Linked DNA regions of Homo sapiens: all the other regions are linked to region 3. Evidence: chromatin loops called from intact Hi-C (ENCODE). Cell type or tissue: OCI-LY7. All regions are shown on one strand. Each heading gives the region's core, and the rest is flanking DNA. Links, peaks and the distances in the headings are about the cores only. Region 1 has its middle 7.7 kb from the start of SP9. Region 2 has its middle 220 kb from the start of CDCA7. Region 3 has its middle 92 kb from the start of SP3. Region 4 has its middle 210 kb from the start of SP3.

Region 1 (7,906 bases), core at 2,907-7,906, 470 kb before region 3:
AAATTCTGTAGGAGTAACATTTGAAAGAAGTAAAACCACTCCACATCATCTGATTATGTCTTTGACTTGTCTGTGCACACACACAAAACAAGTGTCCTCTAAGAAAAACTTAAGTGAAGAGGTAAACAACCCTTGATTATTTAGATTTTTAAGACGCAGGGTGGGGGTGGGGCGGGGAGGAACTTGAATTCCTTCCACAGTATTGTTAAATAACTTACAGCGCACCTCAAAGATCCCTTCTTCACTTAAAAAAAAGCATGCATTTGAAATTGGTAAACACTGCTAATTTACACCTTGAGTTCATCAGTGTTGCAGTGATTATTTTCTACCTTATGCCTTTTTAGACTTTATAATTTTTATAATGTCAAAACCTATGCAATACTTACTACCTTAAAGGGTTTCTGAAGCAATACAGTGTTCATGAAGAGAAATGCTGAAATGCATCCTAAAATTAAAAATGAATTTAAAACGTTATTTCTTACACTTTTTTCATTTGACTCACAAACCGTGGTCCACTTTTTTAATGCAGATGAGATCTTGCTATGTTGCTCAGGCTGGTCTTGAACTCCTGAATTCAAGCAATCTGCCTGCCTCAACCTCCCAAAGTGCTGGGATTATAGGCGTGAACCACCATGCCTGGCCAATGTGGTCCACTTTTTATAAAGTGGCCATGAGATTTTTTTTAGTCTCTGATTTAATTATCCTTATTGTTAGGATTGAGAAACTATAAAGTACTGCCAAAATCTCCAATATTTTTAACCATCTAATTCTGAGAAAAAATTTCCATGTAGTTATGGAAGATGTTCATTTTGTTTGGCTTTCAGCCTTGGTCACCCAAGGGTGCTCAAAAGCCCTAACGAACTACCATTCTAACTGTAAACTTAAAAACGGAAGAGAGGCATTTTCACACAAAATCATACCATGATAACAAATAGCTTTAAAGAGGCTCAGTTAATGTGTTCCACATACCCTAATGATGGAAAATAATTTTTTAAAATAAAAATATTGGACATGTAATTCTACTTTTGTTTTGAAATATAAGGTAGAGACCAAGGAGATGAACCTCATAAGATGAACCTCATAATAAAAGGGATGTCTAGTACGTGTAGAGATTCCTCTACGTACCTAAAGCCTAAGAAGAATCCTCCACGTTTAATAAATCTACGACTTAAGAACCCAAACAAAAGTCCTCAACGGGGATATTTTTTAGAAAACCAGCCTGGTGAAATTTGTCATTCTTACCCTTAATAGAGAAGTTCCTTTAAAATCTTGGCACACTTACAAGTTTCTTATTTATCCATGAGCCTGGAACTGCACGAGGCATAGGACACATTTTGGAGGCATTTCTCCCTCTGCCTTCGCAGGGACTTTTCCCCTAACCTAACATTTAACATAACACTAACAAATTAATTCCTGTAGGAGGTGCTGTCGATTTATAAATAATCAGGAAATACCAAGTTGCTAGGTTAGAACTTGTTTATCTGAACGTCTCTGTGGTAAATTAGTCATAATTTATTTTAATAAAGGCCAAAATGGGCAGAGGTTTCTGCAGCATAGTGGCAGGTCTGCTTACCTTGCATTGTGAAGCGGAGATCTTGTTTTGAACCATAGGGCTGTAATCTTAAGAAAGCTTTTCATCTGAAAGGCTTGAAGAGACCTTTCTTGCTGTTCTTCCATGAGACTGCTTGCTGATAGTGAATCAAATCATTCCACGCTGCTGGGAGCAGGCGTTTCCCAGTTTTAATCACTGAACATTTCGTATGCTTTGGCATTGAAGCTCAGAGTTCAAAATCCACCTGAGCCATTTCACTCTTCTCCTTACCTAATGACCACTGGGCCAAGACGCTGGTGGAGGTAGCTCTGGAGGGCCGCAACTCCACACTCCGGACGTAAGACCAGGAAGAAAGTAGCATTTTTAGCTTCAGCAGCTGAAGGATATTTAAAAATCTTATTTAGGTTTTCTGAAAAAGAAAAGCTCTGCTATAGTTATCATTTCTTGAAAAGAGATAAAAGCATGCAATACCTGCAGGCCTTGGGAGCATTCTCTGATCAAAAAGGAGAAAGACCTTTAAAAAGTTGTGAGGAACAAGTCAGACCGGGGAAACTAAGGTTTGGGAAAGCGGGGGCCTCTGAAAGCTCTCCTACCTGATCGAGGCTCCTAAAACCCGGTTCCTGCTAATGGAAAAGGAAGAGGTAACTCCACAGCACCTTCCCCTTTCTCCTCCCTTCACGCCACACTTATCACCCCCAGAATGCCCAGAATGTAGCAGTAATGACGAAGATGTGCGGGACGAACGCGGAGAGCTGCCTGGAATGAAAAGAAACGCACCCTCCGGCCCGAGCTGCCCCGGAGCCGCCTTTCTCCAGTCCCTTGGGCTTGAAGGGCTTCGCGAGGGGGTGGACAGAAGTGGAGGTCCGAGGGCTCCTGGGTTGACAGAGCAGGGCTTCCCAGGAGGACGTCGCCCTAAACCTAAAGGAAGCCGGAATGGGGGTGGAGTAGGGTGATGGGATGAATCCTGGCTGAGGTCGCCCCTTCCCATCCTGAGGCGACGCCCCCCTGCGTGCTCTGGTGGTTTCCTTCTGGATGCACCGTCTGGCAACCTTGCGAAAACACCCCAAACCGAAATGGGGAGGCCGAGAAGGGGGGAGCGCACACCCTTCCTAGCAGATGCGCCTCCCGCGCCAGGAGGCCGCCCAACACCCGACCCACAAGGTGCGGCGGGGAAGGGTCGGGGCCTGCCCTCTGCGCGGCTCCCTCGCCCCCGTTGGCCCAAGCCACCCCCCAGAAGCAATTCTCAGGCCTTTTCGCTGGGGGCCCGCCCGCCGAGGGCCCTGCTAGTCCCCGCCTAAGCTTGCCGGGCCTCGGGCGCAGTCCCCCGCGCGGGCCGGACTCGCCTTCAGCAGTTAGGAAAGCGAGCGAATTTTTCTGGTCGCTCGGGCTCCACAGGTGAAGAGGGCGCTTTATGAAGCTCCTGGGACAAACATGAAGATATCAACTTTCGTCAGCAATCTGCAAGCAGAATGCGGACTGGGGCAGACACCCTGCCACTTTGCATTTCCTTTATAGATAAATGAATCACCCAGAAATGGTTACATGCCTGCAAAACAATGCAAAACCCCCAGTATGAAATTCTACAGGAAGAGAGTATAAGGGTCTTGGAAAATCTGGAACTCTTAGGGGCTGTGGTTTTCCGGGTCCTCGACAGCCGGCCCTGGAGGGACGTGTCCCCACGGACATTCTGAAACCCTTTCCTTAACTGGAGATGCAAACACACAGTCTATATTTACATCAACAATATATGGGGGAGGCATGTCTGTATGTATTTACCTCATACATATTTCTATACACTCCAGCGTCTGGGAAGGGTGGGGGGTAAATAACACTGAACGGTTAAAATTATGGAGAAGCGATAATAACTGATTACTAATTTGAAAGTAAACAAACAGGTGACTTTTTCAGATCAAATTCCTCCTTGTATCGTTACAATAAATATCTCTGAAGGAAGCTCTCTATTTATGTTGTCATTGATTAATTCTTCACTACCTCATTTGATTTCGATTTAGAACGATTTGATTCTAATTTAATTAGCATGTAATTTGGATGTACATAATTACTGTAATTATGACATTCAGGTAAGGCAGCTTTAGGCTGAAAGGCAATTTCAAATTTTCTAGCAACCTACTTTGTACTGGGAAATGGACAAGGACTTTGCGCCCTGCTATCCAAGTAGTAATTAGCACATCTTTGAAATAGGCAGTGCGGCGGGGTTTGTATTAAAACAGCAAATACAAACCCAGCCGAGTTACCCGCCGCAAAGGTGGCTGCGAGTCCCCGGAAACGCACTGCTTCTCCCCGGCGCGAGTTCAGGGAGCCCGGCACCCAGGCGCCTTGGCCGGGCTCTCGCGGCTGCGGGTGACGGCGCCTCCGCCGCCTCGGGCGCAGGGTTTGAAGGTGTCGCTTTTTAAATTAAAATACAATAAATACGCGCTGGGGGTGGGGGGCACAAAAATGGAGGAGGAGGAAGTCACTCCACGCAGTATGAAGACGGGCTGGGGTCGGGGAGATAGTGGACTGGAAGAGGAGGGAAAGGGGCGGCAGGGGGAGGACGATACGCTGAGAGGAGAGAAAATCGGCCAACGCCCCCAACTGTTACCCGATTTCAGATTTGGGTTTCAAAGGGAAAAGGAGAGGACAAAAGGGGTCGGTTTGCTCCAGGAGGGTGTGCGCACCCTTTGGGGAGGCCTCGAGCGGGGAATTTGGGGGCTTCTCGCCGCCCTCGGGGGCCCTGCGCGACCGGCCCGGCTCCTGCCTGCCCAGCCGCCCCCCGCGCCCCACTCGGGCTGGGGTGTCCGCCGGAGGACGAAGGCAATGCAGAAGGCTGCTCCGGCCCGCCTCGGGTTGGGGCTGCGAAAGCGGCGGGTCCCTTGCCTCCCTGATTGCCCACGAGGGGGTAGGGGGGTGGGATGGTTTGGTGGCCTGTTTGAATCGGCCTGGTTCCAGCCGGGCCCCGGGTAGTCCACGCGGGCCTCGCGGGCCGGGAGCCACGGATGCAGAGTCAGAGGGGTCTGCGTCCACAGCTGGATCCCCACATCCTGGGGTCCACGTCGCCGCCGACAACGCTTCAGCCCTCTCAACTCTTAAGTTGGAAGACCCTGAAGTTGCCTTGAAAAGGATGTTAAATGGACAATTCTAAGACCAGGGCCAACCGGTCGTTATTTTGTTTTGTTTGGATTTTCAGTTAGCACGTTCCAGAAACGACCCTTTTGCCCAAAAGCCACTGCCATGTAGTGCTCCCCACCCCCAATAGCAGGGCTCGTTCCCCGCTGGAACGCAAACTGTCGCGTTTCTTCGCAGGATCCTCTTGGTTGCTGCTGCTCGCGGCAAAAGCCGGTCTCCACGCGCTGACAGCCGCGAGCCGGGCAGGCGACGGCCTTTCCGCCTCGGAGCTCTAGGTGGCGCCAGCGAGCCGCACTAGCTAAGCTCCTCTTATGGGAATCAAGAGCTACTGTCAAACATAAAAGCAAATCAGAGTTTTCAGTTTTTTTAATGTGTTAAGAATGTTATTCCTTAAGAAAATTTGTAGCTAAATTATTCTCACTTAAAATAAACACTTAGTATACCAATTACACAAATGGGCGGGATTTATGTGAGATTTACTTCATCTGCATTTTTGTAGTGGAAGAGAGCCTTAGTGAATACAGATAATAGATGCAAATAAGATTAGAGTTAAAATAAATAAAGTTTCCATCCGAATAAAAAGAAATTCAATTTTACACGACTTGTAACGATTTGACGGAAAGTCCAGACGCACCATTCAGGTGCACAATCTAATCTAGTCAAAATAATGTTGTTTCCCTCCTCGAGGAAAGAAAATCTCTTTCTTTTCTTTTTCTTTTTCCTCATCAGGTAGAATCCAATTCATTCCAAGGGCAGAAAACTGGTGTCAGAAAAGGAAACGCTGGAGGATGGTGCGGATCGTGGCTGGGTGGGCGCAGGGCCGAGGAAAACTTGCTTTTCGTTCCTCTGTTGCGCTGGAAGCTATGGGACAGGAAATGCCAGGGAAACCGGGGGACTCGAAATCGCACTGCCCTTACCGGGCCCGGGCGAGACTCTGGGCCCCCAGGCCGCGTCCCCCGCCCCCACCGACCTCCAGGCCGCTACCCGCCTCTGAGCTTGGGCCCCTGACCACCGCCTCCAGCTCCTTCTGGCCCCTGAGCCGGAAAGGCACAGGCCTCTGGGGCCCCGAGGTGGCCCTGGGGAGGCGAGGCCCCACCGCAATTGGGGACCGAACTCGTGTTGTAACTGGCGGGATCTCGCCTCCCACGCGCGCTGTCTCCAATTTGGTCATCACCGGCCGGCCGGTCGCCACCCGCTCAGGTCAAGGTTCCCCGCGCCCCCAGGGGCGCCTAGGGCTTGGGGGAGGCCGGGCAGGGGGCCTAGGCCCTGTTTTCGCCTGTTGGCTTCGGCCGGGGCCCCGGGGCCCCGCTGCCTCTGGGCTCAGGTTCCGCGGACTGCTGTCTCCCGGCTGGACGCTCGGTCCGGGGCCGCCGCCCGCCGCTCCCGGGAGCCTGGGTGATGGACGTCCGCTGACCCGCGGGGCAGAGGCAGCGCACACAGGCCTTGATCACTGGCCTGCGGAGGGAGCCGCGCGGCCAGCGGGACCTGCACGACCGGGCCCTTTGATCTGCCTTTATTATCAACGAGAAACAAAGCTCCCTGGGCCCGACGCCCGGGCGCCCGCGTTCCTGGGGAGACCCACCACACCCTCTACTCCGCGCCGCCAGCCCGCGGCCCCCAAACGCGCCAGGCACCCTCTGGGCCTCCAGTGCCCCGGCCCGAAGCCCCTCCGGAAAACGCGTCCCTGCCAGCCGGCTCTCCGGAAGACCATCCCCCGACCAGAGGCGCTTAGGGAGTGGGGGGCTCCCGGTTATGAACAGCTTGATCGGGGAGAGAAAATGGCCAAAGTGAAGAAAAACTCGAGTAAGAAGAGCGGGGCAGCCTGGCCGCGGGGAGCTCAAGAAGGAGAAGGAAGAAGCCATTGAATGTCACGCTGCAAACTCCCTGCTGGGGACCTTCGTTCTGTTTTATCGCTACTTTGCGACTTGGTGTTTCAGAACAGTTTCCGAGAAAACATTTTGCTGATTGTTAATAACAAGAATTTATTTTTTCTTTCCTAAAAATCAAAATCTTCGCTCAAATTCCCAAGGCGGACAGTAATCAAAAATGGAAAAAAAAAATATGTTGGTGCTGACTTCGCTTGTATTTCCTCTTGTGTGGGAAATCTTTTAGAAATATTTTTATTCTGTAAATATGTACTTTATTTTCTAAATTAACATTTTTTTCGAATTGCGAAATTATCTCATTTACCAATTTTCTTTTTGTCTCTCCCTCTTTTCTCCCTCTTTTAAACTGGGGCTGTTAAGTTGGTGGTCAGAAGACAAAGAGAGTGAAAATAATTTTCATTTCAATAATTGCCTTCTGGTCAATTTAACTGTGCCTTATTTTGAAAGAGACTGTCTAAATGAGATTCCTGTCCCAAATGTGTTCCCAGGCCTGATCCCAGCCTTTAATTATTCCTGAGTTTTTTTCTTCAGAATAAGACGCCGCACTGAGTAATCACAAAGAAGTCAGAGAGCATCCTTGAACCTTTTCAGAAGCAGCGCCACTGATATTCAAATAACCTGCGAGGGCCATTTGACGGCGCGGGGACCTAGGCATTTCCAATTCACTATTTGCATAGATCAGCCGTCTTTGAAAAGGAAAGGAGCAGTTGTCTTCCATAACATTAAAAAGCCTAGTTATCAAATCAAGTGCTTAGTTTGGGGGCTTTTTAAAACGTTTACATTTTATCTCAGGTTGCCCTTTACCGTTTGACATGCAAATTTGGTGCAGTTAATTTAGACAATTAAAAAGATCTTCAAGGGAGCTTTGTCACAGAGAATATTTGGAGTTTTCCCCGCGGACCAGCTGAGATAAAGTTGGCCAGAACAAATGATGTCTAGGAGATTAATTAGATATTTGATAAGACATGAATCCCTAATAAGGGAATACAAGGCACAGGGGGCTGCTGTGTGCTCTAAGTCAAAATTAATAACATTTAACAAGATTTTCATTTAGGCATGAAATGTCTTTTCCGGGGTATTGACTCTAGCGATTTATTCCCTTGAGTTGCCTTCCAACATACAGGGCCTTGGGAGCTAAAAGACTTCTTTTTTTTTAAGCGTTTTCCTTTCACAGTTGTTTTTAAATCACTTTTTAAAAACAAACAAACCCACCAGAGTTTTCTCTGACCCCTCCCAGAGGTTTAGGCACCTCCCCAATTAAAGCTGCCAAGGACCTTTGCATTTTTTAGGCGCTCCAGAGTTTTAAAATGTCACCTTTTGAGAGCCTTCACATTAAGTAATA
Region 2 (8,109 bases), core at 963-5,962, 300 kb after region 3:
TATCAGATGTGAACTGTAAAACAATCAACATTCAGTTGTATAGGAAAAGTTAAAGCCATACTAGAGCAGGGGCCAAAAGCTTACAGAGAATCTGTGAAAGCCAGTTGCATGTAAGGGAGCCAGCCCTAATGGCATGCAGGTAGAACTCGAGCTTGTGGAATTTTTCTTTTAAACTATGAAGGACAGAGGTTCCTTTTCAGTCGAAAAGTGAACAAATGTTATGCCCATCTTTTAAAAAAATGGGCACTGGCATTGTGGAAAGCATTTGGGAGATTTATCAAAGAGCTTAAAACAGAACTACCATTCTACCCAGCAATCCCATTATTTGGTATATACCCAAAGGAATATAAATCATTCTACCATAAAGACACAGGCATATGAATGTTTATTGCAGCCCTATTCACAATAACAAAGACATGGAATCAACCTGAATGCCTATCAATGGTAGACAGGATAAAGAAAATGTGGTACGTATACAACATGGAATACTACACAGCCGTAAAAAAGAACAAAGTCATGTCCTTTGCAGCAACATGGATGGAGCTGGAGGCCATTATCCTAAGCAAACTAACACAGGAACGGAAAACCAAATACCACATGTTCTCACTAATAAGTGGTAGCTAAACATTGAGGACATATGCACACAAAGAAGAGGATAACAGACACTGGGGCTACTTGAGGGTGAGAGGGTGGGAGAAGGGTGAAGATTGAAAAACTACCTATCATATACTATGTTTATTACCTGGATGATAAAATGATCTATACACCAATCCCCTGTGACACACAACTTACTTATATAACAAGCCTGCACATATACCCCTGAACCTAAAATAAAAGTTTAAAAAAAGAGGGAAGAATGGGAGATAGGGTTGAATTAATATAGTAATTATAGACCAGACAGCATTGAAAACCAGGAAAATTTGATTGAAGCTTTCATTAATCACTGTATCTAAGAGCATAAAACACTAGTGGGTAAACTGTGCTAGTCTGTTTGGACTACTGTAACAAAATGCCATAAACCAGATGGCTTATAAACAGTAGAAACTTATTTCTCACAGTCTGGAGACTGGGAAGTCCAAAAGGCTCCAGAAGATCTGGTGTTTGGGGCCTGCTTCCTGGTTTGCAGATGGCTGTCTTCTCGTGCCATCCTCATATGGGCAGAAAGCAGAGAGAGAGAGTGGAAGCAAGCTCTCTCGTGTCTTCTTATAAGGGCACTAATTCCATTCATAGAGGCTCCAACGTCATGACCTAATTACCTCCCAAAGGCCCCACCTGCTACTACCATCACCTTGGGGATTAGCATTCTAACATATCAATTTTGAGGTGACACAAACACTCAGGCCATAGCACAAACCACAGGGCTTTTTGAAAGTCTTAGGGAAAAGAAAGTTGAAGTGCAACTTCCTTTCCAAATGTGGGCACATACACCATAGCCACACCACCTGTTAGCCCAGAACTGTATTTATGTCATCCTCCAGCCTGAGCCTCCAGGGGGCTAGGACTGCAGGACCCATGCTCTTAGTATGAAATGTGCTATCAGTGTTTTTCTTTCTGCCCACATAGTTACAAACAACTGAATTCAATCCAAAGTGCATTTCTTGAGTGTTTACTAGGTACTGCCTTACCAGGAAGTGACTTAAAGAATATAAAAATGCATAGGACATGGTTTCTGCCCCTCAAGATCACTACATGAAGGAGACCCACATACATATTAATAAATGAAAAAGATTATTTTAATTAAAACAGAAGGGAGAATTCAGACTTAAGCAATAACTCTTGACCATCAGAATGATAACACTGGAATTTCCTCTGAAAGGCGAGCTGAAGAGTTTCCTCCTTTAGACATAAAGTGAGACTGAACAGCCAGCCATCTTTGGTTGGTTAGACACCCACCTGACCCAGAACAGAGCTTGGGGCAGGTAATATTGCCAGGCCCCTCCCACTGTATAATTCTAAGACACTGTCATTTCTAGGTTGCTAAAAATAGAAACATGGCATCTGGTATGTAACAATATACAATATTGCAGCTGTGTCTTTATGATGAATAATAATACTTTGGAGTTATATGATGAGGCAATCACCTTGCAAGTGCAATCTCATTAACCCTCACAATATTCTGATTAGGTAGGCAGGTGGCAAGTGATCTGAACTCAGTTTGCAATTGAAGGAACCAAGACACAGAGAATCTGAGAAACTTCCCAAGGAGCACCCACTTTCAGTCACAGGTGGGAATGTGGCCCAGGTCTCCTGTCTCCAAATTTGTTGCTCTGAGCAGTAGTCCACACTGCTTCCAAGGTTCAGCAGCAGAACAAACTCGAAATTGGCATTGTCCTGGATCTACCCCCTGGGAAATATTGCTGACTTCTCTTAAGTGAATGCCAGAACCACCCCAAGATTAAGTTCAGTATTTCCTTGTTCTATTAACCTCTGGCAATTAACCTCTTCCTCCTTCCAAACTCCAACCTGTCTTGAAATAAACCGAAGAAATATTTAAACCACGCCAAAACTTCTCTATGACTTCTGTTAATCTCTCCCGAGTTTTTGTTCTGGTGTGTGGGTGCAATTTAGTTGAAGGTCAGTTGTTTTTAGAGAGTCACTGTTCTAAAAGTCTTTAAACACTCGTTCAGGCACCCTGTGTAAATAGATTTCTTCTCTCAGTCCCGATTTTATTCATGTCTTTGATAATAGAAAAAAATACTTGTTTGCTTTCCTAAACATGCTGTGTGATTTTGCTCAGACTAGAGGAACAGGTTTGGTGATGCTGATTTAAAATCACAGGAAAATGACACCATGAGCCAGGAGACATTTGCCAGCCCAGAGCAAAGGCGTCTTCTGAGCCTCTGGGGAAACACTGATATTCGTTTATAGGGAAACAGTAAGATTAATATGGGAACTCGGGTTGTGCTTTTGGGGGCAGGATTCCCTGGCTCCTTTTGAGACAATGACACGCGGCCACATCTTCAAATTGTTAATTATGTACTGCCCCCTAGGGATTTTTGTTTTGCTGGTGACAACCTGCTTCAGATCCTACAGGAAATATTTATCAGCCAGCTTCAGCCGGTATTTGTCTCATCGAAGGCTGCACCTTTTTGTGACCTTGTTGTACTGAGTCTACCCCTTTCTCTAGCAAGTCAGATTCACACACTTTACTTTTTGAATTGTTGATTTTTTCCCTCCCTCTTTTGTCTTTATTTGGTTTTATTTCCCCAGGATGGCTGCATTTGAATAGTGTGGGGAGGACTGACGTCTCTGCTCTTTAAAGCGCTGCTCTTACCAACCTCCACATTTCCCCTGTGGCTTTGTAAACATCCTTGGATTTGGGTAACAGAGGAAGAGCAAACTGTTAATCATAGACACTTACACATATGCACTTACATGTTTATCTGCACTTACTGATGGAGGAGTTCTCTATACTCTGAAATGTTCTCTATGAAATTCCATTTAAATCAAAAACTTTTATCAGAAAAATGAAATTGCTTCATGATTGAATAGCACTTTGCTTCTAAGTACCAGCCATCGAGGCTGATGAAATGGCCCAGATGACGCTTTTCCCCAGAAAGACATCCTTTACCCTTTATTTTAAAGTTAGAGTAAAAAATGTTGGCCCTATATTTCTTCGCACACTTTCAATACAGAAACGGTCTTAAGCTATAATAAATGACACAGTATCTGATATGAATGTTGTAAATATGCGTTGTTTTTACTGTTTGTGTAGTTTGTTCCTTTTTTTAAATAATGCATAAGACAGCCCTGGCAGGAATCTTTCTTCATGGATTGTATATTTTTTTAAACACACACACACACACAAATCCTGTACACAACAACTTTAGCAAATATATGCACGATCCAAACAGTTCAGAAATATAAGATCTGAAAATGAGCAAAGGGCAGCAGATTTTTGAATAGGCTTCATCAGCCGAGGGGAGAGGTCAGTCGTGGAGATTAGTTATAGGAGCTATTAAGTCTCCTCTGACACCCACAGTACAAGCTGCTTAACATAATCAGCCGCAATCAGCAAAACTGCTGTTTATTACAAAACGTTTTTCCCTTTTAATATTTCATATTGTTATGTAAAATGGTGCAGTGTAGGGACACACACATTTCACCAGGGACATATTGTACAAATTGTCAGCAATAATAATTTGTGGCTCTTCTCATGACATCTTTTGAAGTTAAAACGGTTGAGCGATACCTCTCCAGGGCTATTTTCTCTAATGTGGTTAATAGTTTGCACTGGAGTTGACCAAGCACCCTCTGGGTGATGTCGACATTTACCAGTATGAGAAAATGTTTGTGTGACCGAACATCAGCCAGACAAGTCTGTAATTCCAGGCCATGAAGCTTGGTTCTGCTTTCTCTTACCCATTTGGTCAGTGCCCTCAGTTATAGGTGTGTCTCATACTGGAATAAAAATGAGCAGAGGCATTCCCTAGTCTGTCCTAATCACCAGAGTAATTCCTCTTTCAAAACATTTTAATTTAAATAGAACTGATTATGAGGCACACGGTAGGAGTCTATGTAGAATGAATTTCATACACTGAGTATTGGGATAAGAGAAATTTCCTAACTGTCCAATAGGACAGGTTGCCATGGCCTAGATTAGAGGACACTTGGATATTTTTTTTTTCACAGTGCAAGTTCATGTGTGTTTTTTTTTAATACTTTAAGTTTTAGGGTACATGTGCACAACGTGCAGGTTTGTTACATGTGTAAACATGTGCCATGTTGGTGTGCTGCACCAATTAACTCGTCATTTACATTAGGTATATCTCCTAATGCTATCCCTCCCCCCTCCCCCCACCCCACAACAGGCCCCGGTGTGTGATGTTCCCCTTCCTGTGTCCATGTGTTCTCACTGTTCAATTCCCACCTATGAGCGAGAACATGCGGTGTTCGGTTTTTTGAGAGGACCCTTGGATATTATTTCCACATTTCTCTAAGAGAATAAGAAAGTACAGAGGCAGACGTTGCTGGTTCCCCTTCCAGTCCACTAAGCATCTTGTACAAGATGTCCTAACCCCTGACAGCTGTCTCCTAAGGTTCCATCCCTGGTCATCCCTCCCATTCACCCAGAGCCAGCATAGCTGGTTCATGGGAACTCTGGGCTGAGCAGGAGGCACTGGAGCAGAACAAAAGTGTAGGGTTTTATTTGTACAAATATGGGAATACTTAAAAGCTAAAATAAGCATTGTCCCTTTCCAAGTGAGCACCTTAGCAGGCTAAATGACACATTTATTCGAACACTGGAGCAGCCATTTCTCCCAATTTTGGTCCATCTTGTTTAGAAGCTGTGAAAGACAATCAGTGTCCTTCCTGTAGAGTCACTCATACCTTCCTTTGAACATTAACTCAATCATCTATTTCATTCATCAGGTCTGACTCCAAGTGAATGGACATTCCTCATTCTTTGTACACCTCCTATTTGGAAAAATTCTTTTGGATATTTATTTCTGTATCTATATCCCCAGTGTAATAAACTTCTTGAGATGAGGAGATTTTCATTTTCCCCTCTATATGCATCACCGTCTAGCTGCATCAGACACATAGTAAGTGCTCAATAGATGTTTGTTGAATAAATGAGCAAAGAGTTTAGGAAATTAAATTCACTCTTAGAGAACAAAGGTGTTCCCCTATGAGGGCTCTGGACTTGGAAGACTATTCAAATGTAGGGTTTTCATTCCTTGAACGTTTCTTGAATAATGGAAACTTCTCAGGAATTAGTGTTCACGGACAACATATCATTGAAATTTTAAAACGCTGTTAGATTTCTTAAAACCCCAATTATTGGACTTTCTAGACCAGTGCTCTCTAATAGAAATACACCGCAAGCTGCTTATATAATTTTAAATTTTCTAGTAGCCACATTTAAAAAGATGAAACAGGGTGAAATTAATTTTGATAAAATGCTAACAACATTTAATTTAACCCATATATGCAAAAACTTTTTTCAACATATAATCAGCTTAAAAAATTATTGATGTTTTTACATTCTTTTTTGCTGTTGTCCTAAGTCTTTGAAATTTGGCATACATTTTATGTTTATAGCACAACTCCATTTGGAGTAGCTGTATTCCACGTGCTCAGTAACCATGCATGACTGCTAGCTACCAATACTAGCAGCACTGTTCTAGATTCTGGGCCTGCCTCATTGCCCTCTTGGCCAGTACCTTCTTGTGATTGATACCTCCGAGGGTGGACTACAGGGGGCAGCAACAGGCAATGACTGGATGTGCCATGAGTGGTCACTTCTCTACTTATTTGCCCTTTCTTCCCTAGCTGGAGCAAAGACGCCAGTGGTACAATAGCATTTTGAGCAAATTAGAACATGAAAGCATGTGCAACACCCCAGATTTCATGTTATCAGTGCCAACCACATTTTTATTCCTTGGGCTGGTTGTTTCCTTGATTTTTCTTATATTCAGCCTAATGCAGCTCATGAAAAGGCTCAGACAAGAGACAAGTGTGGTTTCCACTCCTGAAGTCAATAGCAGAGCCGATGGGACCTAATGAACCCTGATATAAGAAAAAGAGAGGAGTCAGGGTGATTCCTGGGTTTTTTCCTTGTTCAACCATGTTAGAGAGTGGCATTGGTACAGTCACCTAGGGAGGGAGTGTGGCTGGAGAAGCTGGTATTGCTAATTTCAGTGCCTTGGGGCCTTCCAACACAATGTGGCTGGGAAGAGGAGGAGGAGCAAAGGAGCTGGTTAGAGAGATAGAGACCAAACACCAGGGAGTGAAGTCTCAGACTCTTAGGAAAGAAGCTGTCCCCAAAAGCAGGAAGTGCCCAGCTCCCAGAGGCCAAATAAGCCTTCTGGATGCAAACATGTGAGGCACAAGAAGTAGATTGAGAAGACAGGCTTGAGCAGTGAGCCGAGCAGCATCAGATGGTCTGAGGAGAGAGCTGGCAGGTCACACTGATGCAACAGGCCCGGGCAAGTGGAGGGCTGCATCAGAGAACCGGTGCTAGAACCCAATTAAGCAAGCTGTAGAGGGAGCATAGACAGAATAAGGCTACATAGCAGCCTTGAGTGCTTCTATGTCCCTCATTAGCCAGGGAAGAGCTGTCCCTCCACCATGTTTTCCTCCTGCACAGAGAAGGATGAGGGACTTCTCCCTCACAAGGATCCTATGGAGGTGAAGGGTGTGGTGATTTGAGCTCACTGAAACTAAGCATAACCTGAGACCTGGTTTCTCAGAATCAGATTGGCTTAGGAATTTTAGGAAAGAAATTCTTGTTTGTATAACTGATCTAAATATTCTTCAGTAGAGAATTAGTCAAACAAATGATGGAACATTCGGACAATGCAATAGTAATCACCCGTAAGAATAAGCGAGAAGGTATTGATGTAGGTATGTGCATATTGATGTAGGTATGTGGACAAGATTCATTTAGAGTGAATAAAGCAAGATTCAGAACAGCATAGAGAGAAGGTTCACTTGTGAGGGAAAAAAGACAATCATATACATATACATATTCACCTATATATATGCACCTTATATATGTATAGAAATTTTCTGGAATGATGAACAAGAAGCTGTTAAGGGTAACCGTCTCTGGGGGAGGAACTAGAAAGGACTTCAGAAGGACAGAGAGATTTGCCTTTTGCATCTCATCTTTGTATTGCTCAGTTTTGAATGGCCAGGTGCAGGAATTATTTTTCAAATTAAAATAAGTTTAAAGTGTTTTAAACAATGTTTTACTTGTAATGTCTATATTAAACACTATGAAATCTCTTAGAGAAAAGACTGCCTACTTTTATGTTGTGACCAGTGAACTGTATTCATTCATTTCATCCTTCTTTTGAATTTCAAATTTGGAGGCACTGGAAGACTGCATTGATTAGGGTCCATTCTCCTGATGTCAAATCTTTTCCTTTGAGTAATTCCACTCAGTGTCCAAATATCAAGTTCATACACTGGCTGGCAGTGAGGCACTGATGTGCCACTGGACATCAAGGCACCTAAGAGCCCAAAGACGAGGTGAAGTGGGAAAGGCAAAGTGTGGACCAGTCACAGACGCACCCCCAGGGTTTCCCGTTGCTGTATCCGCATCCCCTGCCACCCACTTCATGACAAACAGAGATTGCCGCTGGGAAGACACCAGGAGGC
Region 3 (8,109 bases), core at 1,240-6,239:
AAGAATCCCAAACTTACAGGTTCCCAAATGTGTGATTAGGCAAGATAACAAGATGGACATTGAGAATGGGAGGCCTCATTCAGTTTCTTGCATCCATTCTGTTCACAACATGTAGAAATATGTACTTCTATCCCATAAAGGGTTTAATGAGAACCCAGGCAAAAATAATGGTTACTATAAATAAAATTCAAGAGTGAGGGCAAGGAAAAAAACACGAGTCAGGACCAGGAAAAGGTAAAAATGGATAGAGGGACAAATAGGTGAGTTCCAAAGTAGTGTGTATCCTCAGAATCAACTGTGGTATGGGAAAAAACATATGCTAATACTAGAATGTTTAGGTATGTTTAGCCAGTCACTCTTCATCCTAAAAGGAGAGGCATGAAGATTTAGTCATATTTAACATGGAAACTGGCATATGCTTCACTCTACCAGCCCACGACACCAAGGGAAGCCACAGGGCCCTGAGGAACGCGGGGCAGGAGCTCCACACCACAGGGAGGCAGGCAGGGCCACCTCCCTTGTTTGGCTGCTCTCGGCAGGCTGTGGTATCCTGCAGTACACTCATGCTTGCCTTCTCACTCATAGCCAAAGCAAAAATCTTTACAATGGTCTGTGAGGCCCAGCGGGATCTGGACTTGCGTGAAGTCTCTGAGCTCCTCTCCAACTCCTCTCGTTCATTTCTCTCCAGCCACTTGGGGCTCCTTGTTCCTTGCACAAGCCAGGCACACTCCTGCCCCAGGGCTTTTCCACTGGGTGTTGACTCTGCCTGCAACGCTCTTCCCCTAGATAACTGTCTAGCTGGCTCCGTCACTTCCTTTGGGTCTTGATTTAATGTCACCTGTGTCTGGTTCCATGGGTTTGCAGCTTATACTCTTCATGTTTATGTGAATCCTCACAGAAGGAGGATAGCGGCTGAAACTTATACTTCTGCACAGAAACTGCTTCTTTTACTTCACATGCTAGCATTATATTCAAGCAAATAAGAAAATAGCAAAGCTGGTGCTTCTCCTACTACTCAGACAAGTTCTTTGTTAGCCTCATTAGAAGTAAACGCAATGACAGTCCAAACTAGCTAGGTGTGAAAGAAGAAATTAAAACAATTTGAAATTATTAGAAGACGCTTTTTTTTTCTTTTTTTTTGAGATAGTTTCACTCTTGTTGCCCAGGCTGGAGTGCAATGGCATGATCTTGGCTCACTGCAACCCCTGCCTCCCGGGTTCAAATGATTCTCCTACCTCAGCCTCCTGAGTAACTGGGACTACAGGCATCTGCCACCACGCCCGGCTAATTTTTGTATTTTTAGTAGAGTCAGGGTTCGCCATGTTGGCCAGGCTGGTCTCGAACTCCTGACGTCAGGTGATCCACCCACCTCGGCCTCCCAAAGTGCTGGGATTACAGGTGTGAGCCACCATGCCCGGCCCCTAGAAGACCCTTTGAAATATGGATTTATATCCTCAGTCATTGACAACAAGCCTTGGCCTCTGTGTATATTACACTTTAAAATATTGGGTAATAATAGATGTACATGTATTTCATTTATTTATTTATTTAGGGACAAGGTCTCACTCTGCAGTGGCACAATCATAGCTCATTGCAGCCTCAACCTCTCAGGCTCAAGTGATGCTCCCTCCTCAGCCTCTCAAATAGCTGAGACTACAGGCATGTGCCACCATGCCCAGCTAATTTTTAATTTTTTTTGTAGAGATGGGATCTTGTTATGTTACCCAGGCTGGTGTCAAACTTCTGGATGCGAGGGATCCACCTGCTTCAGCCTCCCAAAGTGCCGCCATTACAGGCATGAGCCACCATGCCTGACCATGTATATGATTTATAAATAAATAAATAAATATACATCTAGTAGGGAGTTATCCTTAAATTTTTCCCTATGGGGACGGTGAGATTAAAAAATGGTTTTGAGATGAGTGGTATAGGCGATCAAGACCTCTGCTATATTTGAATTTTGAGTTTGTGAGCTACCCGAAGCTTTAAAAAATGAGAGACAGAGAGAGAGAGAGAGAGAGAGGCAGGGCGTGGTGGCTCATGCCTGTAATCCCAGCACTTTAGGAGGCCGAGGTGGGCGGATCATGAAGTCATGAGTTCGAGACCAGCCTGGCCAATATGGTGAAACCCCATCTCTACTAAAAATACAAAAATTAGCTGGGCATGGTGGTGCAAGTCTGTAGCCCCAGCTACTCAGGAGGCTGAGGCAGAAGAATCGCTTGAACCCGGGAGGCAGAGGTTGCAGTGAGCCAAGATTGCACCACTGCACTCCAGCCTCGGAGACAGAGTGAGACTCCGTTTCAAAAAAAGAAAAAAGAGAAATGAACAGTTAGGACATCATTTTCGTGCTCAGGAATGACAAAACAGACCAGACTGTTTCCTCAAGGGAAGTAAAGCTCGTCTCAGCTTTCAATAAAAAAAAAAAAGAAGAAATTTTTTAATGGGGTCTTTCCTGTGGGGACCTGGGTGATACAGTGGACAATATCCTCAACATTTTTCCCACAGCAGATGCTGTGAGTTTCATTTGACTGCTTCTCAAAGGACTTTTGAGCGTTCTGTAATTGTTGGCTGTTATTACTGTAAATGCTGTGTCAGTGATTGGGATCTGTGTAGTGCTAGGTCCATTCCACAACCAAACAGCTTAGTTTTCACTTTACCCTGTAACTGTGAACTGGTGGTTGGATGCTTGGCTGATCATGCTTCACCCTTTGCCTGGCATAGGCAGGCATTGGCTTGGGTGCTTCCCCTTTCTTGTGCTCTGATTTCCTTAAATCTGTGCAAAATGCTTGTCATAATATTGCCTGACAGTATATATCAGTCCATATTTTTCTTTATGAATGTTTATTCCACAATTCAATTTACATCATTGAAGCAGCAACCTTGTGATTTCTTTTCACTGTATTCTCCTGAGACTCCCAGCCAGGTCCCAATCTTCTGACCTTGTGGGCCTCTTCACTGAATGAGGTTTGCTCTCAAGTTGCCTAAGCTGAGACTTTCCTGTCTAACTGAAAACTTGCAACATTGAAGCAAAGAGCTGCTCCTGTGGGTTATATTTTGGGGCATTTCTTCCAGCTCAGATGGGAAATTTGAGATAAATTTGTGTAATGTTTTAGGAATTTCTCCCCTGCTCTCCCTACCACGGTACCCATCAGGTTCTTCCTATGCAACAATTATATGCACTGGCTTTCGAAAAGAGCCCCCAGGATGGGCCCTCTGGTGGAGGGGAGGGGGACCCACCTTCACGGATGCAGTTAGACATGCTAGTGCTTGTGGCCCAGTTGAGACATCTGGGACCTCATTAAGAACGAGGCTTAAGGAAGATGCCAAAGGGCTTTTAAAAGATATCTCTGAAACCACAAAAAACCTTCTGCTCTATATCCGCACCAGGTGAAACCAGGGCTCACCTTTCGCTGACACACACTGATGTAGCTACATTGGTTGTCTGGATGTGGAAATCCATCCATGTATGTCAGTACGTGGCCACTGCCACAGGCCCGCTTCCCGTGCGCTCTCCCTCACCCCAGCTGCTCTGGATGCCACAGGAAGCCTCCATTCCTGCCCCACGATCCAGAACCTCACCCCTGGATTAAAGTAGATGGTAAGGCTGACTTCTGCACGGTCTCCCTATGCTGTGGGCCCCGCCCAGGGGCCTCATGTGTCTCCCCTCTCAGAGTCTCTTTCCTGCTTGCCCCCCACATCCTTGATTCCTTTGAGGCTTCATTGTCTCTATTGGAGAGTGCTTTTGTCACTCACAGAAATGACCTGGGGCAAGTCCTCTGGCCTCAGATCATCCACTGCCAAATGGAGATGCTGTGTGAAGTTAAAGAAGAAAATGACTGAGGCCCTGGGCTTAGCATATGGGAACCTCACAGGAAGGTGAGCTCCCTCCTCTTCCTTCTCCTCTTCCTTCCCCTTCCCCCACTGTCTTTCTCACTATCATCTTCATGATCATCCTGCAACCTGGGACCCAGTTGTGCTCTCAGCCACTGTTTGCCAATCTCCATTAGGGCAGGAGAAGTGAATTAAAGGGCTGGTAGTGCTCAAGTGTGTTCAGGAAGGGTCAGGAGGGGCAGTTGAGAACTTTTATCCTTCCTGCTCCAACCTATCCACTTCTTGAGTCTTGGGGCATGTTCAGGAGAATGAGGGCGTGTTCCAAATTCCCCAGTGACTTCCGGGAAACCTTTCTAGTCTTTTTATCCTGTAAAAGATAGCTTCCTACATGTCTTCCCTTGCTTCTAAACACTTCTTTTGAAGCACAGTAGTGAATAAATGAAGGAAGCTCCCTGCTGGGCCTTCTCTATGCTCTCCTACCCCCTTACTTGTCTGTGTCTTGTAATTGTTATCTTTTCTGGCAAGTCTGATTTCAGAGGCTTTGTTAGGTGCTCTGACAGTGGTTCCCAAACTGGTCGGCACATCGGAATCACCTGGGTAGCTTAAGCAAGTGCAGATGCCTGGTTCTCACGCTCAGAGGTTCTGATTTGATGGGTGTGGGGTGCTGTCTGGGCAGCAGGAGCATTAAAAGCTCCCCAGGTGATTCTAAATGTGTGGCTGAGTCTAGAACCATGGTCACAGCCACCTAACACCAGAGGGGCACCAGGACACTGGAGAGATTCTTGCTGAGTCTTTTGGTGTGGGTGGGCTGTGGACCGATGAATGAATGGTTTAAGTTAATAAATTGTTATTTACTGCCTGTTTATCATTTCCTGAAGGCAGTGGTTCTCAAACTTTAAAGCATGTAAGAATTCCCTGAAAGGCTTTTGTAAACCCAGGTTACTGAGTCCCACGCCCAGATTTTCTGGTTTAACAGGTTTGAGGTGGTGCATTTGTAACCAGTTCCCTGGAAATGTTGTTGCTGTGGGCCCAAGGACCACACTTTGAGAACCACCGCCTTAAAGCGGTGTTTCTCAACCCTCCCTGGGCACTTGTTAATAACCCAAGATTCTTGGGTCCCACTCTAGCCTGCTGAATTGGCCTCTCCAAGAAAGGCGCCTGGACTATCTGGTCACCAGGCATCTTTTGGTTCTTATTGTCAGGGGGCCTGGAACCAATACCTTAAAACAATACCAAGTGAGGAACCAGACACACAAGCCTAGGTTAGAAAAACAAATGTTCGTATTTAGAGTTGACAGTGGTTTAGATGGTAATTCAAAGGAAAAAAAGCTCCCCACAACACCCCTAGTGATATTGGGCCCGCAGGTCTGTGTCGAGCTTCAGACATAGGTCTCTGTTCCTCAGGATGGCATTTGGTACAGTTGTCAGGAATAGGCCTACTTTAAACGATACCAAGTGAAATTTAGTAGATGAGGGGGTAAAACTGATTACTATGCTTGGAAACGCTTGGTAATACAGGATGAAAATAAGTACACGTCCAAATCCAGGATGATAGTTCATGTAACTCCTAACAGAGTTATCATTTGTCAGATTGCTTATGCCTGTATGCAAGGGGATATGAATGTCCGTGCACCTTATGCACACAAAGTACCAAAATATGGTGTGAAGCCTGGCCTGACAAATTATGCTTCAGCACGTCGTCCTGGCCTGCAGGCTTCTCCACACGTTTGGCATGGACGCCATCTAGGAAGGCCAAGAGGAGGTGACTGGAGATGAATACGATGTGGAGAGCATTGATGGTCAGCCTGATGCCTTCACCTACTATTTGGATGCAGGCCTTGCCAGAACCACCACTGACAGTAAAGTTTTTGGGGCCATGGAAGCTGTGGATGGAGGCTTGTCTATCCCACAAAGTACCAAACAATTCCCTGGATATGATTCTGAAAGCAAGGAATTTAATGCACAAGTGCATTAGAAGCACATCACAGGACAGAATGTTGCAGATTATAGGCATCACCTAATAGAAGATGAAGATCCTTATAGGAAACGGTTCTCACAATACATAAAGAACTGCATAACTCCAGACTTGGTGGAGGAGCTCATGCTGCTGTAGGAGAGACTTCACTCTCTGAGAAGCCCAAGAAAGAGGCTAAAAAGAAGAGGTGGGACCTGTCCCCCAGACTGTCCCCTGCCCAGAAGAATGATCAGGTAGCTCAAAAGCAGGCAGGCTTCCTTAGAGCTCAGGAGCTCTGAGATCTGCTGAGTGCTAAACTTAACAATTTTCTATGAGTATTTTTCAGATAAGACAATAAACGTATTGACGAAGCAGAGAAAAACAAAAGGCTAAAGTGAATATATTAGTAGAGCAATGCTGCAAGTGTTCTTTCCTCATATCATAGGACTTTCCCTTCTTTTCATCCCAAACTCAAGCTCTAGACATTACTATTGGGTCTTCCAGTGGATGGCATGAAATGAGTTAGGCAAAGCAATAAATCTCTTGCTGAATATTGGCCAGTATTGTAGGCCTTTAAAAAAACAGAATGTAATTGATCTCAACTTATTTTTGAACCCTATTCAACAAATGGTTTGGAGGCTGGGGAAGAATTTATATTTGAAAGCTAAAGACATATACCTCAATATTTTCTGGTTTAAAGCAGTTAGCTCAGGCACTTATTGGTCAATATTCAATCTTTGGGAGTTTCTCCCTCTTCCACCTTCTTCTAGTCAAGCTGGTTTCTGGAATAGGGAATGCTTAGGTGTCCAATGTGTCAAGGGAGAGGGGATAGCTGGTCCCTAATTCTGAGGGTCACCTGCCAGTGGTCTTGATGGCCCTGGCCACATTGCTCTGATTATTCCAGCAGCCCTCAGGCCTGCAGGTGATTTTTCTCCTGGGTTGGGAAGTCTTGTGCTAGGCTGAAAATAGGTCTGTTTCTTAGACCTTCAAATAGATGCTTTCTAACCCCTGCAGGAAATGTTCTGCTGATGGAGAGGTGGGAATCTGTATACACATTGGTAGATGTCTATGAATTTTCTTGGGCTTGGGAATTTAGATGACTTTCACTGTATTACAGAACCTGCTTTTTAGTGATTGACCAGGGACAGAATGCTGGTCACTGGCTTCCTGGAGCAGGATTTGGGATGCTGGCTCATCTCCTTTCTCTGTCCCCACCCTATGCCTGGCCATAACTCCATGCCATCTCTACATGGGGTTTCTTTCTATCTCCATATGCTGATCTTAGCTTCTCCAGATCCAAGAGACAATTTGTTATAGGAAGAACCAACAGAGTTGAGCCAAAATCTGCTGTCTTTAGACTCAGGTCTGACATACACCTCAATTCCTGAAGACTAGAAATGCCAACCCATGTAGAAAGCATTCTGTTCATGTATGCATTCATGCATCACGTATTTATGGAGCCTCTGCTGTGCCTTGGCATTGTGCTAGGCATTGTGTTGGGTACTGCTGACCACAGAAAGGTCCCAGACATAGGCATGCAAAAATTAAATTGCAATACCAGGCAGCCTTTGATTAAGATCAAAGTACTGGTGCTCTAAGTAAGTGTTAGATAAGAATGTGACTGTGCACTGGAATAGTAAGAGAAGACTTCTTTGAAACAGTAGGTCTGGGTCAAGCCAAAGCTCAAGGAGGGGAATGAAGTTGACAAAGTGGTGAGACAACTGGATAAGACTCTACACCCCACACTGATGAAGCAGTGGCCGTTGTCCTCAGTAGCCCACGAGTGCCCAGGGAAATGAAAGGCTGGGGCAGGTGAATTCTAGTGAGTTGTTAGATGTCACACTCAGTTACAAACTGGAGGAGAAGATGATGTGGGGAATACCAAAGAAAGGGATGTGAAACAAGAGGGCAGTGGAGTTTGATTCTGTGCCACCATTAAGATATTACATTTCATGTTATTTTATCAAGAACAGATGTTGGTGTGAGTCAAATTGATTCAAATGCAGAAAGGCCAAAACGTAGATGCACTAAACTTGCAAAGCTGTGGAGAAACTGCAAATTTTATAATCCACTGATTTTAATACTCCACCAGTGTAGTATTCTTACCTAAGAAATGCATAATATGAAGTCTATTTTTCCTTTCATAAAACTTAAGGATAAAATGTATGAGGGAAGACAACATAGGGAATATTTTTGTAGAACTAGTAGTAAATTCAAGTTATCTGACTGCGCAGCTGGGTATGCTCATTGGACTGACTCCAAAAAGTTATAAAGGGAATATGAGCAAATGCAGCTTTTGCTCCTCAGAGTTCATCAAAATCCAT
Region 4 (8,109 bases), core at 1,128-6,127, 120 kb after region 3:
GGATGGCGCCACTGCACTCCAGCCTCGGTGGCAGAGCAAGATTCCGTCTCAAAAAAAAAAAAAAAAGCCATTTCACTATGCAAAATACATGCTGAAACCTATCAACTGAAGAAGCTCACAGTAGGTTCCTTCCTCAGACATGGAGACCTGCACTTAGAAGAAATATACGGAAGTAGAGGGAAAGAGTGGGGGAAGGACAGGCTTTGATAGGTGCGGTAGATACAGGGACAGAGGAAACAGTCTCTGGAAATAATCTGAGGCCACCTGAAAATTAACCCTAGAACTGCACAAGCTCTAGGCTGAGACCCAATTCATACCATGAGAGTATTAAATGATTCATTTATTCATTCATCCATCTTTCTACCCATTCAATCATCCATCTACTTAACAAATAGCTATTTAGTTCTTACTGTGCACCAGGCATAGTTCTAGTGCTGGGAATATATCAGCAAAGTCAAAGTCCTTGCCTCTTGGAGTTTATAATCAATTGAGAGAGAGGGAGTTGGCAGGTAAACAGATATTTCAGGCAGTGATAAGTGCTAGAAATGAACTAAAGTAGGGCAAGGGGAGAGAGTAGAGGGTTGAAGTTGCTATTTTTAGGTGGGATGGCAAGGGAAGGCCTCTGCTAGGAGAAAATGTCAAGAGAGGCTGAAGAGGGAAGAGATAAGCATGTCTGGGAGGCAGCATCAGGGAGGCAGGCGTTCCAGGCAGAGGGGCAGGAAAGCCCTGAAGCAAATGGCAGCAAGAAGGCTAGTAGGTGATGGAAGTGAAAATGGAGAGAAAGCCCCACAAACAATGCACCGATGTCGTTCCTAATATGAACACTCGATTCTGCATGGACAGAGGGAGCAGGAGAGAGGGAGCCAGCCGTTCACTGGATGGCAGGAGCAGGCACATGGCAAGTGCCACTGGGGCATCCGTAATAATAGTCCTCCCAGCTACTGGTGTCAGTGCACTCACTGTGCTCCAGGTACCAGAGTCATGTCTATACAGTTTGTCATTTATTAGATCTCTAAGATGGCCTTTGCTTTTACGAAGGTAACACGTGCACACAGTTAAACAACAGGGAGAAAAAAGCCTCTAACAAACAGCAGTGGTCCTTCACTCCCCTCCCCCCATTTCGAGTCTTTTTCTCCAGAGGCAACCGCTTTCAACTCTCTTAATCCTTTCTTCTGGCATTGACTGGCACATACTGTTTCCAAATAATATGCACATACGTGACTTCATGCTTTAGTCCTTCTCTATGGACTTTTGGTGTGTTAGGTAATAATTTAGCTCTCTTACCCCCCCTCCCTCTTCTCTTACCAACATTCTTTGGATATTTTGTCTTAGCTGGTCTACTAGAACAAAGTACCTGAGACAGGGTGATTCATAAACAATAGAGATTTATTTCTCACAGTTCTGGAGGCTGGGAAATTCAAGATCAAAGTGCCAGCAGGTTTAGGGGCTGTTCCTCATAGAGGATGCTGTCTAGGTGTCTTCACACGGTGGAGGAGAGAAGGAGCAGAAAAGGGCCTAAGCTAGTTCCCTCCAGCCCTTTTATAAGGCACTAGTCCATTCACAAGGGCCTCATGACTTAATCACTTCTCAAAAGGCGTCACCTCTTCATAACACCACAGTGGCAATAAGTTTCAACGTGAATTTGGAATGGACGCATTCAAGCCATAGTATATACTTAATCATGATTTTAATTCAATTCATAGTCAGTGTTCCTGGGTGCAGTGGCTCACACCTGTAATCCCAGCACTCTGGGAGGCCAAGGTGGGTGGATCACTTGAGGCCAGGAGTTCGAGACCAGCCTGGCCAACACAGCGAAACCCTGTCTCTACAAAAAATACAAAAGTTAGCCGGGCATGGTGGTGGGCGGCTGTAGTCCCAGCTATTCGGGAGGCTGAGGCATGAGCATTGCTTGAACCTGTGAGGTTGAGGTTGCAGTGAGCTGAGATCGTGCTGCTGCACTCTTGCCTGGGTGACAGAATGAGAATGTCTCAAAAAAAAAAAGTCAGTGTTTACATTGCTATGACTGTGCAAATCTTGTTCACTGCCCAGTCAAAATGTGTAACATAATCATTTTCCTCATTTATTTCTGAATTATTTTCCTCAATTATTTCTGAGGTAAATAATTGCCCTTTTTCACTTGCTCAGTTCTAAATACATATCATTACGATTTCTCCAAATTTACTAACACATCTGTCAATCAATGTCTATCAATGATTTGTCCAGTTGCAAACACTTGATCATCTCTATTTTTCCTCCCACAGACTCCTGTCGCAGAGTCCTCACCCTCTCTCAGATTTGGACGGGGTTGCTATTTGGGTGTGGGGGACGTCTACATCCTCTGTCCATGTCAGATATCCTCTTCCCTGGAGCTCACGTTTCTTTTTGGTTGAATCTCTCCATTTGTGGAAGGATATCTTTCAGGAGCTTTGTAAGAAAGGGCATATGGAAGTAAATTTTTTTTTTTAGACGGAGTCTCTCTCTGTCACCCAGGGTGGAGGGCAGTGGCTCAGTCTTGGCTCACTGCAACCTCCACCTCCCGGGTTCAAGCGATTCTTCTGCCTCAGCCTTCCGAGTAGCTGGGACTACATGCACCTGCCACTATGCCTGGCTAATTTTTGTATTTTTAGTAGAGACGTGGTTTCACCATATTGGCCAGGCTGGTCTCAACCTTGTGATCACCTGCCTTGGCCTCCCAAAGTGCTGGGATTACAGGCATAAGCCACTGTGCCTGGCCGGAGGTAAATTTTTTGATTATTTGCAAGTCCAAGTATAAATTTATTCAGATCTCATATTTGATTGAATACTGGACTGAGTATACAATTCTAGATGGAAAATAACTTTACCTCAGAATTTTGAAAATATTTGTGTACGTCTTCTAGCATCTAGAAGAAGGCCTATATTATTCCAATTTCTTTTCTTTTATATATACTGTATTTTTTTCCTCTCTAAAAACTCTTACGATATGCATTCTATTCCTGGTATTCTGAAATTTGAGACTTTTTATCCCTTTTAATCTCTTTTCAAAAGCATGTTAGAAAAGTTTCCTGAAAAGAGATGCAAAGTTTTCTGAAATTCTATGACCATTAAAAAAAAACAAAAACTTCTTTGGGGGAAGGCTAGAATGTTAGTTAGTGGACATAATATCTGAAAGTATCAGAAATTTTTGAAGCTGAATTAAATATTCAATACTTTTGCTTTATTTACATGAGTGGTTCTCAGCCAGGGGTGATTTTGCCACCCAGTGAAATGGGGCAACGCCTGGAGGTATTTTAGGTTGCCTTGACTTTGGGCAGGGAGGGATTGCTACTGGCACCTAGTGGGTAGAGGCCAGGGATGCTGCTCTACATCCTGCAATGCACAGAAGATCCTCACAATGAAGAATGATCAGGCCCAAAATATCAATAGTGTGATTGAGAAACTCTGCTTTAAAGATTTCAAGTTTCTTTATTAGTAGAAATGCCAAAAATTCTGAGTAGATTGGTTTTGTTCTGCATTCATTCATAGGATCTCCGAATACTACACACATACTCATAGAATCTCCAAATATTTCACACATATTTAATTGCATGTCTAGTAAGTGCCAGGCACCATGCCTGCTCTCACAGAACTTAAAGTCTCTTGAAATAAATTGGCTCGCTTTTTATTTTTGGTATATTTAGGGAGTCTATGAAATAGATTATTTTTTCCCTCAATTTTAGGATCATAAAAACAAATTTCTTGGAGGAAAAGACAACCTCTCCGCTTTGGTCTTGTGCTTTCACATCACTGACCCTAGCAAGAGAGTGCTGGAAATGGTGAGGCGGGGAGACACTGTGTTCAACAAGGATAGAGACACCTCTGTGATCTCAGCACTGCAATTCACTGCAGGCTGGAATGCTTGTCGAAGACGCACATTCCTAGGTCCTCAGACAAAAGGAATCAGAATCACCGAGATGTAGCTGAGACTCTGGGTTCCAACAAGCTCCCCAAGTGGTTTTATGTTCACCAACATCTAAGAACCTCTGGCCCAGACCCTGTGCTATTGTGGAAATGGGTGTGAATATTCGGATCCAGGGGTGAAAATGGTGGTAATTAGTGCACACAGCATCTTTAATATTAGGAATAAGATGAAGCATTAACATTGCGTTTAGAGCACTACTCTGTCATCAGACTGCTCGATTCAACCCTTAGCTCCATCATTAATTAGCTGTGTGACACTGAGGAAATGACCTAACCTCTCTGAGTCTCTGTTTCCTCATCTGTAAAGTGGAGATAATAGTATACATAGTTCATAGGGTGTATGCTGGGATTCATGTGAAATACTTTCTACAGTCTGGCACATAATCAGTGCTCAATATTATAGTTATAAAGAGACACAACTCTTGGAATCCTGAGACAGTTCTTGAGATCCAAGACGCTTCCTGATCTAAACTTCAATGATTTCTCCAGCAAAAAACGTCCTCCTCTCCAGACTTAATGCATCCACAGGCTCACATACTGTGCACGGTGTGTGTACATACACATACCCGCTGCCTGTCTTACACATGCACACATGCTTTCTCACACTCACACACACTTTCACACATGTTTTCTCACACACACACTCTCTCACACACACACTCACACAAGTTCTGTCTCACACATACCCCCCTCACACATGTTCTCTCACACTATTCACACTCACACATACACACTCTCACACATGGTCTCTCACAGACACACTCACACCTGTTCTTTCTGTCACATACACACACTCTCTCACACATGTACACACACACACACACCCCTCTACCACTCATAAGGTGGCTGTTCCTCGGGGTCTAGCATCTGTTTGACTTTCTTTGTTCTGGAAAGGCTTCTTGTCAGCACTGTCCTTTCCAAGATCTGCACTGCACTGTGGGCTGGGGCTGTGATAATTAGTCCCTTTCAGATGGCTCAGGCTTAATGATAATGAGTGGGCAGAGCTGCGTGGCTGCAGGCTGGGAGCAGGAGGTGGAGAGGGTATGGCTAACGGCAGAGTCCGAGGCTGTAACCTGGGGTGGCCAGAGCCAGGACACCCCTCTTTCCTCTCTATGCCCTGCGGGGCCAGGTTTGGGGGCACAGTGGAGATGAAGCACCCTCCTGGTGGCAGACCTCACTTGCTTGAGGCCTCAAGGAACGCGGAATGTAACCAGAGCTAAGCACAGGCGCTGAGAGCCCTCTATGGGCTCTTCCAATTACAATGTTGTGATTAGCCACACTTCCTGCTTGGAAAACAGGCAGGCAGATATTTAAAAGGGAAATCCTACTGTGAGGTTTGGATGGGATTTCAAATGAATTTTTTCTGCAAATAAGATTAAAGGCAGAAAGAGGAAGGGATGCTATTCAAAACTTTCCCGAGGGCTAGGGCTTGTTGAGCTATAGAACAAAGGATGCCCAGAGACCCCGGGAGCTCCAGCTCCCTATAACTTCATGATATGCTGGACTTTCCCAAGCGAGTGACTTTAACCATCATTCAGATTGGGTGGGCAGTGGAGACATGGACAAGACCTTAAAATGTTTTTTTTTTTTTTTTGGTACAAGAAGATTCTCTTAAGCAGGTTTGTTGCTGTCAGCAAACAACTGTTGAGCATCTAGCGGGGACACCTCAGGAAATTGTTTGGGTGACTGGGCAAGTTGTGTAATCTCTGTCGTCTTAGTTTCCTCATCAGGAAATTGGGATAACCATAGGACTTATCTCAAAGGATTGTTGTATGATGGGAGTGAATGCTTATAGAGCACTTAAAGCAGAAGCCGGCACACACTCAGCCTTCAGGAAATGTGAGCTCTTGTTCTCCTGAGGAATTCATCAATATTGTAGGTCAAAGAGCTCATAGTCAGGTTTGCCAAGGTCATCGCAAGTCACGGTGAAAGTCTATGGCTTTCTATTACGTGTTCAGGTTTAAAAGAGTGATTGCTTTATATACTCAACATTTTCTGGAAATACAAATGTACGTTTTGAAATTTAGTCCCAAAAGGTAGTTTACAGCACCCTCCATTGTGGTGGTGATGACCCACATGCTGAAAGAAAGCACGTTGTATTTAATACAAAGGCTGCAAAAAACCTGCTTGAACATTAAACTTTACAGAGGAACACATAAAATGCACTGGAGCAAAAATTCCTCAACTCTTCTGCCACCAGCAGATGGGGTTAAGGGTCCCTTAGTCTCTCTTTGGACTTAAGGAAAATGTGGACTTCTGGACAACCTTTGTAAGGACACTACCTTCTGTACTTTTTTTTTTGCCCTAGGACTTTGGGAAAACAGATTCCAATCATACAGAGATATGACCCAGAATATTAAAAAAAAATCTAGTGTTTTGTTCATTCAGAAGTCAAGTGATGACTGTTAGTTGAAAAGTATATTTCTGTTATTAAAGAAGCAAATTAAAATCACAAGAAAACAATGGAATGATCAGCTTGCAAAGTTATTTGCGTTGATTAAAAGCACCAATAAATGTGTCTTGGTTCTATAACTGCTTCATCTGGCACTTGACATGTAATAGATTTTTTTCACAGTATAATATCTCCATTGAAATACAATTATTTTGCAGATTGCTCAACCGAATACTCTTATAAACATACTGTTAGGGGGACTCACCCCTGGTGATCATCAGGGTATCATGACAATGTGCACAATTGATGGACATGAGAGGAATGTGGCAGCCAAGCTCGGAGCAGAGAGGGTGATTTGTTGCAGAGCAATTATTCTAATGCATTTTTAAAAGCGTAAAATAAAGAATCATTTCATTTGCTGAAAAGATATTTTAGGTGTTTCGTTAAAGCAGTGACAGAATATTTTGATTGTCAGGTTTTTTTTTCTTTATAAAGTTAGATAATTACATTTACCAGTTAAAGAATTGCCATTTAAAAATAATATTTTGTCTAAATGTTTAAAGATGTCTATTAAAAATGTATACTGAACATGACAGTGGCCTTTTCATGCTGTAATTCTAGTCAGTGGTCCGAAAACAATTAGGCTGAAAAAATGAACATTTATTCACTGCTAGCTGGAGAGTCAAGAATCTGTAGAGTATATTATGATTTTTAAGATTGTTTTATGTTTGCTCAGATAACATATCTAAGGAAGGTGGCTTATGTGTGCATTTAGTTTCTTCAGTAATCTCTCCAGTGGGCAAAGCCCCCAGTAGTCTGTGTTCCGGGGAACCCATGATCTCATGCATAAGAATGTGGAGGACATCGGGGGATCTTTAATGAAACAGCCAAATGTGACCTATCTATTTAGGCCCCTCGTTCATCTGGCATATACACTGGCATAGCTATGCTAGTTACAATACTGAAATATTTGCTCACCTGTCAGAAGCAAGTCCTTCCCCCAAGGCCCCCGTGTGGCCCCCTCAGGCCACTCCCTGAGACCCTCCAGGTAGCCCCCAACCCAACGGGCAAAAGATGAATGCCTGCCTTGGCAGAGGCTGCCAGCTTGCTCCAGCCTGGAGTTTTTTTTTTAACTTTTAGAACTTTTTATTTTTTCTTTTCTTTTCTTTTCTTTTTTTTTTTTTTTTTTTTGACAGAGTCTCCCACTGTCACCTGGGCTGGAGTGCAATGGCGTGATCTAAGATCACTGCAACCTCCACCTCCTGGGTTCAAGCAATTCTCCTGCCTCAGCCTCTTGAGTAGCCGGGATTACAGGCACCCACCATGCCCAGCTAAATTTTTGCTAAATTTTTGTATTTTTAGTAGACGCAGGGTTTCACCATGTCGGCCTGGCTGGTCTCGAACTCCTGACCTCGTGATCCGCCCACCTTGGTCTCCCAAAGTGCTGGGATTACAGGTGTGAGCCACTGCGCCCGGCCTTTTTTGAACTTTTTCTAAGTAAATAATTACTAAGCTAAGTGATAAATATTTTCCTGGCACTGCCTAACTTCTCTGGAACAATCACTTAGATTTTACAACGCCCTTAATAAAGAATTAATTGAGTACATCTTTTTGACTGGAGTAATTTATTTAGTTAGAATTTTTGAAGAAAGTAATTCTTATTTGTGCTCACAACAAAGTAATTAGTGATCATCATTTTACTTAAAAGAAGTCTTTAGGAAGAGGCTTTTTTAAAGGTATCATTTATGATGGCAGAGCCTATGAGAGGAACCCTTTGT

What was found. A loop is a pair of places that touch in the nucleus more often than their neighbours do. Peaks named below come from ENCODE experiments on the same cell type or tissue, not always from the same donor. Only the 100,000 strongest peaks of a DNase experiment are listed, where the experiment ranks them.
Region 1: it touches region 3 in a loop (2.3-fold over the local background); 41 of 110 quality-filtered maps call a loop at or near these places.
Region 2: it touches region 3 in a loop (8-fold over the local background); 9 of 110 quality-filtered maps call a loop at or near these places.
Region 4: a loop joins it to region 3, with 2.5 times the contacts of the local background. A loop is called at or near these places in 3 of 110 quality-filtered maps.

What each region holds. Positions count from the first base shown.
Region 1 is chr2:174,338,719-174,346,624 of GRCh38, reverse strand. No RefSeq gene overlaps it. Among named protein-coding and RNA genes, the nearest start is that of SP9, 7.7 kb to the right of the region's middle. RefSeq lists a silencer at 4,750-5,044 and an enhancer at 6,458-7,906. In OCI-LY7, for the core only: CTCF peaks have their summits at 4,759 and 4,961 (motif pointing right); DNase peaks (open chromatin) are centred at 3,834 and 4,934; H3K4me3 peaks cover 1,435 bases.
Region 2 is chr2:173,566,358-173,574,466 of GRCh38, reverse strand. No RefSeq gene overlaps it. Among named protein-coding and RNA genes, the nearest start is that of CDCA7, 220 kb to the right of the region's middle. RefSeq lists a silencer at 1,395-1,454. In OCI-LY7, for the core only: a CTCF peak has its summit at 3,014; a DNase peak (open chromatin) is centred at 2,996.
Region 3 is chr2:173,869,622-173,877,730 of GRCh38, reverse strand. It overlaps the pseudogene RPL5P7. Among named protein-coding and RNA genes, the nearest start is that of SP3, 92 kb to the left of the region's middle. RefSeq lists a silencer at 2,568-2,697. In OCI-LY7, for the core only: CTCF peaks have their summits at 2,996 and 3,197 (motif pointing left); DNase peaks (open chromatin) are centred at 2,690 and 3,320; H3K4me3 peaks cover 3,102 bases; H3K27ac peaks cover 3,460 bases.
Region 4 is chr2:173,747,552-173,755,660 of GRCh38, reverse strand. No RefSeq gene overlaps it. Among named protein-coding and RNA genes, the nearest start is that of SP3, 210 kb to the left of the region's middle. RefSeq lists an enhancer at 7,939-8,109. In OCI-LY7, for the core only: CTCF peaks have their summits at 3,305 (motif pointing left) and 6,095 (motif pointing right); a DNase peak (open chromatin) is centred at 3,300.